2 separate regions of the Homo sapiens genome follow, and region 2 is linked to region 1. The links are chromatin contacts, found by Hi-C or POLR2A ChIA-PET in ENCODE. All regions are on one chromosome and are shown on one strand. The core of a region is the stretch at or near the end of the contact, and the rest is flanking DNA. Distances in the headings are between cores, read along the strand shown.

Region 1 (4,661 bases), core at 1,535-4,034:
TATGGATGCACTGAAATTTATTGATAAATTTATAAAATTTATAAAATCCATTATAAGGGGTTTTCCAAATACATTGCTATTTTAAGCAGTGCTGAGAAAAACAAATTGCATGTATCTCTATTTCCTAGAGATATTTTAGTATAATGGAATTGATGGGTGAAGGGCACATACATTTTTACAGTGTGATACTTACCAAAAAATTGTCTATTTGAAAAGTCATCAGAAATGTAAACTTTCAACAGCAGTATATGTACTGCTACCCTTTACCCTCACAAACTTGTGATAGAAAATAGTATTTCATTCCTTTTTTAACTTAAATACCTTCTCCTCCCAGGAACACTAAATATTTTTTCCCATGTGCATAGGTTGCTTGAACATCTGAAAAATAAATGCTTTGCTCTATTTTAAATGAGAGTTCTTGTTTATTTGAAGAATTCTCTGTAAAATGAAAATCACTTTTTTATCTAATATGTATATACACATATTGTCTTTTGTTAATTTTTTCTTATAAACTGGATTTTTTTTATTTTGCTAAATCGACCTTCAGAATGTGTGCTTGTGATATTTGTAGGAATATAAACATGCATCAATATAAGTAGGCATTTGTGTTTTTTTCTGTTATCTTTCTTATTTTGTGCATTTAAAATTTTTAATCTACATTCCATAACGAATTTATTTCTGTGACATAAAAATCTAGCCAGATTTCTCCAAATAGTTAGCAGGCACTTCATTTATGAGTAATTCATCTTTTCCTACTAATATGAAATGTCACCATTATCCAATTCTATTAGATTGGTGCAAAGGCAATTGCGGCTTTCGCCATTACTTGTAATTGCGGCAAAAACCGCAATTGCTTTTGCACCAACCTAATAAATTCTTACACATATTGGTGTGTTCCTGGATTTTCTAACCTGTTCCATTCACTGATTTGTTGTTTCAGCTGTTAGTAAATAACTTGTGGAAATTAACAGCACATTTTCATATCTAGAAAGGCAAGTCTTTTTTGACTCCATTTCAAAAGTTTTCTTGATGTCGTCACAATAGTAAAAGACAGCATGAGTAATTCAAAAATGTTAACACTTTGATAACTTTATTTGGATTATGTAAAATTTATAAACACAGAAAGAGCTCAGAACTTTAGAAAAATGTGTCTTTCTATTCAAGAACACAGACCATCTTCCCACTTCAAAGTTTCCCTCTAAGGTCCCTCAGTGAAAACCAAATTGACATAGGTGTCCATTGATATCAAATAAATATTGGATTTTTATCCAAAGAATTTTTAGCCAGGAAGTTGATATATTATGGAAATGATTTCTCTCATTATGCACCTTTCCATAATGTATGTAACATTATGCTTTAAAATGTGCACGTTAAAAATAAAACGCTGTACATGCTGAATTTTATTAGTGAAATCACTTTAAAATGATTTATAAAGAAGCAGCATGGTGAGTGATTGGAAACCAGCTGAAGTTTTGTTTTTGTTTTGCTGCTTGTGAAAATGACCTGGGTGCTCGCCCCCGCCAAGGTTTCCACATCCCAGGTGCGGCTGAGCCTGCCAGGAAAGAAAGTCCAGCCCCTTTGGTGACAGGACTCGCCCCCCTCACCTCTGCACCCCTTTCCCCCACCCCATTCACCCCCACCCCTCACCCCCACCTCCAGTCCTCTATCCCATTGAACCCTCACCCCATCTCCCCACCCCACACCGTCCACGCCCCTACCCCCCAAGCCTTCATTCCGTCCACCTCAGCCCATTCACGCCCCCACCCCATGCACCCCCTACTCCCCACTCCCATCCCCCAACTCACTCCACACCCCGCCACCCCATATACCGCCACTCCCCAGGCCCCGCTCCACTCACTCCCACCCCAGCCGGGCACCCCCTAGCCCCCGTCCAAACCCCGAGCCCCGGACCATCCGCCCCGCAGCCCTCAGCCTGGAAAGGGGTACTTCTCCACATCCACAGGCCTCCTCCCGCAGCCCCGGCTCCCGGCCCCCATTACCTTTCCTTCCTGTCTCTCTTATTGGCGTCATAATACGTGAGCAGAAGGTACTTCAGTTTCTCTAGATTACCATGTAAGACAGCTCTGTGGATCCTCTTCAGATGATACGGTTTAATGGGGTATTGGGGAAATGCGAAGCCATCCGAGCACAAGCGCTCCATGAGGGTGGGCCACCTCTCCCGCTTGCCGTCTTCCATAATCGTCGGCTGCAAATTGTAGCCTGCAGCCGTATTTCAGCTCGCCTTCGGGGATCGCCGCCTCCGAAGAGCAACAACGAGCAAAGCAGTCTGTCCACGGACCTCCGCACAGACTCTCAGCGCCTCCCGCCTCTCAGCAGAAACGCCCAACAGAAGGGTTAGAACCAGCGAGCACGCGCACCTTAGCCGGCCCTGCCCAACAGGCCCGAGGCAGAGAAACCGCCCTAGCAGCTCTCGCGCGCCCAGTGCAGGCGGCGGTTGCTGCGGAGGTGCCGCGGGAGGGCGGGGCTCCCTGGAGCGCGAGGCGCGCCCTGCCCCAGGGCCTGTTTAACTGTCGCCCGCGCGCTCTTCTCTTCCACAGGCTCCCGACGCTCGGAGTCCCCCGCGCTGGGCCCTCTGCAGCCCAGGGATGGGGTTGAGTGGTGCTTCTCCGCCTGGTGCCACCGCTGGGCCCACAGCCCCACTTCGCCACTGCGTCGCCCCCGGGGTCCGCGCTGATGGGTGCGAGGCGGGAGGACGGGATCCGGGGTTGCCACAGCTGCAGCCAGCGCACCACTTGTAGGCGGCACTGCAGCTCGGGCTCCGGCGGGGGCTGGCGGGGCTCCCGTGGGATGGCCTCCTGGGCCCTGAGTGCGCCCCCATCCGGCCGGAGGGTGCGCGCCTCCTGCACCCCCGGCGGAAGCCCATGCCCGGCGCTCCTGCCGCAGACTGCCTGACTTGCCGCGGCCAGGCTGGCCCCGGGGTCCGCGCGGCTGGAGGCGCAGGCCTGGTCGGGGATTCCCAATCCTCGGGGACCCCTGCTCCATGTGCTGGTGGCGGCTGCAGCTGCAGCGCCCGTGGGCTGACGTGGCTTCCCGGAGCTGCGGCCGGCCGCGCCCAAGGGCCCCACAGGCTGCGCTGCCCTTGCCAGCTGCTCCTGACCCGCGCCCAGAGCGCAGGACCTGACGCTTGGCACTCTGCAGCCACGGGGATGAGGCTGAGCGCCTGTTTTCGGCCTCGTGGCGCCGCTGGGGCCACAGCCTGACTTCACCACCCTGTCGCCCGAGTCCTGTGATGGGCAGGTGTGAGGAGGGGCAATCGGGGTTCCCAAGGCTGCTGCCTGCATGCCACTCCGTGAGGAAGTTGAAATACGTGATCTCTAAGATTCCTCCCAGTTCTTCACCTCATGAGACAAATATAAATCAAGTAACATTCGCTATTGTGATTAGAAAAGCTGCATTTACACACGTTAGCCACTAGATGGGGACGTGCGATTGTTACAATGCTGAAGGTTTCCCGTATTTCTTTATTTTTTATTTGGCCGCTAGAGGGCACGCCTGCACTGCACTTAAAGCTGACTATTAAGGAAAGACAAAGGAATTCTTGGATTTTTCCATTTTCCTCATCACCTGTGCTTATCAGAGAATTCCAGGGGCAAGCTACCCTTTCCAATTCATCACTAATTTATAAACAAAATTCTAAGGAGTAAGGAATGCTTCTTACTTACTTCCTATAACATATTTAAGAATGAACGCTCAAAATAAAAGTAATTTATTTAAAACGTGTTGAGTAATTATAACTGCAAAATTTTTGCTCATGTTTTTCATATGCTGTTCATTTGCAAATTATTAGAAATCTACATATTCTGTTCATCTCAGCATTATTTATAACAGGGAAAAATTAGACACTAGCCAAAAATCTAAAAACAGGGAACAGTAAGGAAAAAACAAATGGTTCTTTTAATCATCATCACTAAAAGTGCTTGTGACTTAAAATAATGACATAAAAGATGCTTCTACGTTGTTGAGTAAAACATCAAGATAAATTTAAAATTCTATTTCAAGCTTAACTATATTCATTTAAAAAGAGAAAAATTTTAGAGGGTTTATCTTGTTGGATTATCAGATGTTATTTTTCTCTTTTTAATGCCATATACTTTTCAAATTTTCAGTGGGCTGGTATTACTTTTGTATTTAAAAAAGAAAAATATAAGGAAAAAGAAACCTGTCACACACTTTTTAGTGGATTTTACTGATCAGTCATCTCTGTATTTCTGGCATCAGCAAACTGAGCCAGAAACTCAGTGCCTCCCATTTCTTTCTTTTTTTTTTTTTTTTTAGACGGAGTCTTGCTCTGTCGCCCAGGCTAGAGTTCAGTGGCTCAAACTTGGCTCGCTGCAACCTCTGCCTCCCAGGTTCAAGTGATTCTTCTGCCTCAGCCTCCCAATTAGCTGGGATGACAGGTGCCCACCACCGCACCCGGCTAATTTTTCTATTTTAGTAGAAACAGGGTTTCACCATCTTGACCAGGCTGGTCTCGACTCCTGACCTTGTGATCCACTGGCCTCGGCCTCCCAAAGTGCTGGGATTAACAGACCTGAGCCACCGCGCCAGGCCAAGTGCCTCCCATTTCTTGTATTTACCTTTAAAACTCCTGCAATGAAGGACTCCCTCCTCCCTCATCTAACCTATTATGTGTGTGGTGA
Region 2 (4,661 bases), core at 1,030-3,529, 140 kb after region 1:
GTGACAGAGAGAGACTCTGTCTCAAAAAAACAAACAAAAAAACCCCACAAAGAAACACCATTACACGCTGACTAGAATGGCAAACATTTAAGATACCAGCAATCTCAAGTATTGACAAGGATGGAACAGGAGAATTCTGACATGTGGCTAGTAGGAGGATAAAACTTTAAAACTGTTTAGCCCTATCTACTATAATGGACATACCTATTCCCTGTGACCCATCAATATGATATGTAGGTACATTCTCAACAGAAATGTGACTCAGTGCAATCCCGACTCACGTCAGTCAGAATGGCTGTTACTCAAAAGTCAAAAAATAGCAAATGTTGGTGAGGATGCAGAGAAAAGGGAACACTTATACACAGTTGGTGGGAATGTAAATTAGTCAAACCTTTATGTGAAACAGTATGGAGATTTCTCAAAGAACTAAAAACAGAACTACCATTCAACCCACCAATCCCACTACTGGGTATCTTCCTGAAGGAAGATAAATTGTTATATCAAAACGACACTTGCACTCATATGTTTATCACAGCACTAGTCACAATAGCAAAGTTATGGAATCAACCTAAGTGTCCATCAACAGATGATTGGATAAAGAAAATGTGATATAGGATGGGTGCAGTGGCTCATGCCTGTAATTCCAGCACTTTGGAAGGCTAAGGCGGGCAGATTACTTGAGGTCAGGAGTTTGAGACCAGCTTGGCCAACATGATGAAACCCCGTCTCTACTAATAAAGTACAAAAATTGAGGTTGCAGTGAGTGAAGATCGTACCACTGCACTCCAGCCTGGATGACAGAGTGCGACTCTGTCTCAGGAAAAAAAAAAAAAAAAAAATGCCTGGGCGCAGTGGCTCACGCCTGTAATCCCAGCACTTTGGGAGGCTGAGGCAGGCAGATCACGAGGTCAGGAGATGGAGACCATCCTGGCCAACGTGGTGAAACCCCATCTCTACTAAAATACAAAAAATTAGCCAGGCATGGTGGTGTGTGTCTGTAGTCCCAGCTACTCAGGAGGCTGAGGCAGGGGAATTGCTTAAACCTGGGAGGTGGAGGTTGCAGTGAGCTGAGATCACACCACTGCACTCCAGCCTGGCAACAGAGCAAGACTCTGTTTCAAAAAAAAAAAAAAAAAAAAAGTGATACATACACCATAGAATACTATGCAGCCATAAAAAAGAATGAAATCGGCCGGGTGCAGTGGCTCACACCTGTAATCCCAGCACTTTGAGAGGCCGAGGCGGGCGGATCACGAGGTCAGGAGATGGAGACCATCCTGGCTAACATGGTGAAACCCCGTCCCTGCTAAAAATACGAAAAAATTAGCCGGGCGTGGTGGCGGGCGCCTGTAATTCCAGCTACTCGGGAGGCTGAGGTAGGAGAATGGCGTGAACCTGGGAGGCAGAGCTTGCAGTGAGCCAAGATGACGCCGCTGCACTCCAGCCTGGTGACAAAGTGAGACTCCGTCTCAAAAAAAAAAAAAAAGAAGAAATCATATCTCTTGTAGCAACAAGGATGGAGCTGGAGGCCTGTATCCTACATGAAATAACTCAGAAACAGAAAGTCAAATACCACATATTCTCACTTACAAGTGGAACTAAACACTGGGTGTACTTGGATGTACAGAAGGAAGCCACAGACACTGGGGACTCCAAAAGTGGGGAGGTTGAAAGCGGGGTGAGGATTGAAAAATTACCTGTTGAGTATAATGTTCACTATTCAGGTGATGGGCACACTAAAAGCCGAAACCTCACCAGTATGCAGTATATTCATGTAACAAACATGCACATGTACCCTCTGAATCTATTTTTTTAAAAATGTGTGTGTGATTTTGTGTATGTAAAAGTCAAGGAAGATGATGTTCATAGAAGCATTCAAACATTTGGTATGGTGCATGTCAATGTATAGTAGTGCCAAACACCTAATTTTCTGAGAATCCATTCTGCATCAGGCCATGGGCTGAGTGCTAGGATGCTGAGATGAGACGACTTCCGTGCACTAAGGTGAGGAAAGAAGAGAACTGAGTCATCAGTGTGGAGAAGACGCATGTGAGGATGAAGAGGAATAGTTGAGAAGTTGTGTCATTTTTTTTCCGTTAGCAATGACGTTTTCTCCTCTGATGGACTTCAAAGTGCTCCCTCTTGCCGGTCGCCCCCCTCCCCCGCCCGCCCCACCCTCCAGCGATGAACTGCTGAACTTGCAGAAACCCTTGCAGAGTGCCCTGGGCTTCGTGATCTTGAGAAGCAGCCAAAACTGGAACAGCAAAAACCGTCAACGCTGGAGTAGAACAAAGGCCGGTATTATGCGTCCTAAACTTAGTGGGCTCTTACATTGTTAGGATGACACAGAAAGCACTTGTGCTCAGAAAAGAAACTGATCTAAAAAGGAGGAAATATCCTTCCCTCCTTCCCCCTCCCCCATTGCGTGCAGCCTTTGCTGTATGGAATTCTTCTTGGTGCATCAGCAGTTTCTGCTGCTTCTCCTATTTTATTCTTACCATCCCTATGGACTTTGCAACACTAAAACGTTTGCTTGGTTTAGTTGGTAGAGTTTTCTTGTCTTTGGCAAATGTTCCAGACTCATCTGAGATCCCTAAGTAAAAGTTTGTTTAAAGAGCAATTTTAATTCTTGACCCTCCCCACCAAAAAAAAAAAAAAAAAATTCCCAAAAGGCACGGTCGTTCACGTTTTTCTTTTTGTTGTTGTTTTTCTTTTTTTTTTTTTTTTTTTGAGACGGAGTCTCGCTCTGTCGCCCAGGCCAGAGTGCAGTGGTGTGATCTCGGCTCACTGCAACCTCCACCTCCCGGGTTCAAGCAATTATCCTACCTCGGCCTGCTGAATAGCGGGGATTACAGGCTCATGCCACCACGCCTGGCTAATTTTTGTATTTTCTTTACTTTTTTTTTTTTTTTTTTTTTTTGAGACAGAGTCTTGCTCTGTCACCCAGGCTGGAGTGCAGTGGCGTGATCTTGGCTCACTGCAACCTCTGCCTCCCGGGTTCAAGCAATTCTCCTGCTTCAGCGTCCCGAGTAGCTGGGACTCCAGGTGCCTGCCACCACGCCCAGCTAATTTTTGTATTTTTAGTACAGACAGGGTTTCCCCATGTTGGCCAGTCTGGTCTCAAACTCCTGACCTCAGGTGATCCACTCACCTTGGCCTCCCAAAGTGCTGGGGATTACAGGTGTGAACCACTGTGCCCAGCCCACATCGAGTTTCTCTAGAAGGTTTTATGTGTTTATTTATTTTATTTTATTTTATTTATTTTTTGAAAATGAGTCTCCCTTTGTTGTCCAGGCCAGAGTGCAGTGGCATGATCTTAGCTCACTACAACCTCCGCCTCCCAGGTTCAAGCAATTCTCCTGCCTCAGCCTCCTGAGTAGCTGGGACTACAGGCACCCACCACCATACCTGGCTAATTTTTTTTGTATTTTTAGTAAAGATGGGGTTTCGCCATGTTGGCCAGGCTGGTCTTGAACTCCTGACCTCAAGTGATTTGCCCGCCTTGGCCTCCCAAAGTACTGAGATTACAGGCGTGAGCCACCATGCCTAGCCCTGTTTTCACTTTTTGACTATTATGAATAATGCTGCTGTGGATATTTGTGTGCAAGATTTTGTATGGATATTTGTTTTCAGTTCTTTTGGATATTATACCTAGGAGTTTTTATTGTGGTCAGAAGATACTTTATATGATTTCAATGTTTAAGTTTATTAAGAATTGTTTTGGCCAGGCATGGTGGCTCACGCCTGTAATCCCAGCACTTTGGGAGGCCAAGGCAGGTGGATCATGAGGTCAGGAGGTTGAGACCATCCTGGCTAACACGGTGAAACCCCATCTCTACTAAAAATACAAAAAATTAGCCGGGCATGGTGGCACGCACCTGTAGTCCCAGCTACTCGGAGGCTGAGGCAGGAGAATCGCTTGAACCTGGGAGGAGGAGGTTGCAGTGAGCCAAGATTGTGCCACTGCACTCCAGCCTAGGCAACAGAGTAACACTCTCTCTCAAAAAAAAAAAAAAAGAATTGTTTTATGGCCTATCATATACCATATGGTCTATCCTGAAGAATATTCCATGTGTACTTAGGAAGAATGTGTATTCTGCTGTTGTGGGGTAAAGTGTTCTGTTGGTTTATAGTGTTGTTCAATTCCCCTACCTTCTTTTGGCCTTCTGTGTAGTTGTTTTATTATTGAAAGTAGTATATTAGATCGGGCGCGGTGGTTCATGCCTGTATTCCCAAACTTTGGGAGGCCAAGGCAAGCCTTCTGCGCTTGTTATTTTTAGACTGTGATTGACTGCAGTTAGCTGAAACTGGAAAGTGAAATCGATAAGGGGGAACTATGGTACATTTAGTGTAACATGTTTTTCTATGGTACATTTAGTGTAACATGTTTTGAAATGTGTAGATGGAAGATAAAGGGGTTTATTAATTGGTACAAATATACAGCTTGATAGAAGAAATTAGGCTTAGTGTTGAGTAGATTAGTAGGGTGACTATAGTTTACAATAATTTATTGTATATTTCAAAATAGCTAGAAGAGAATAATTGGAATGTTTTGAGCAAAAAGACAAGCATTTAAGGTGATGGATATCCCAGTTACACTGATTTGATCTTTACGAATTATAGGCATGTGTTAAATTATCAAATGTACCCCCAAAATATGT

The links. Hi-C counts contacts between places; a loop is a spot of excess contacts on that map. ChIA-PET counts read pairs that join two places held with the same protein, here RNA polymerase II (POLR2A). Pooled maps may share reads with other maps.
Region 2: a pooled map shows a loop between it and region 1 (5-fold over the local background). The contact joins the enhancer-like site here to the promoter of ANKRD36 in region 1. A Hi-C loop is called at or near these places in 18 of 168 maps with a recorded cell type or tissue (A673, CD4-positive, alpha-beta T cell, CD4-positive, alpha-beta memory T cell and 12 more), 27 of 37 single-sample maps with no recorded cell type and 26 of 50 pooled maps. POLR2A ChIA-PET finds 5 or more read pairs at or near these places in 11 of 52 experiments (AG04450, CD4-positive, alpha-beta T cell, CD4-positive, alpha-beta memory T cell and 7 more).

The regions. Positions count from the first base shown.
Region 1 is chr2:97,111,276-97,115,936 of GRCh38, reverse strand. ANKRD36 (ankyrin repeat domain 36) reads right to left here and starts at 2,784. Exons shown (of 76, transcript NM_001354587.1): 1 at 2,001-2,784. The coding sequence starts at 2,197. RefSeq lists enhancers at 2,045-2,274, 3,235-3,334 and silencers at 2,395-2,524, 2,605-2,984.
Region 2 is chr2:96,975,454-96,980,114 of GRCh38, reverse strand. The region is part of intron 1 of FAM178B (family with sequence similarity 178 member B); the gene reads left to right. Among named protein-coding and RNA genes, the nearest start is that of FAM178B, 8.8 kb to the left of the region's middle. Within about 2 kb of position 2,279, at least 2 of the 41 ENCODE cell types and tissues checked have a DNase peak (open chromatin) inside an H3K27ac peak, as active enhancers do; they include dorsolateral prefrontal cortex, where a contact is called at or near this core.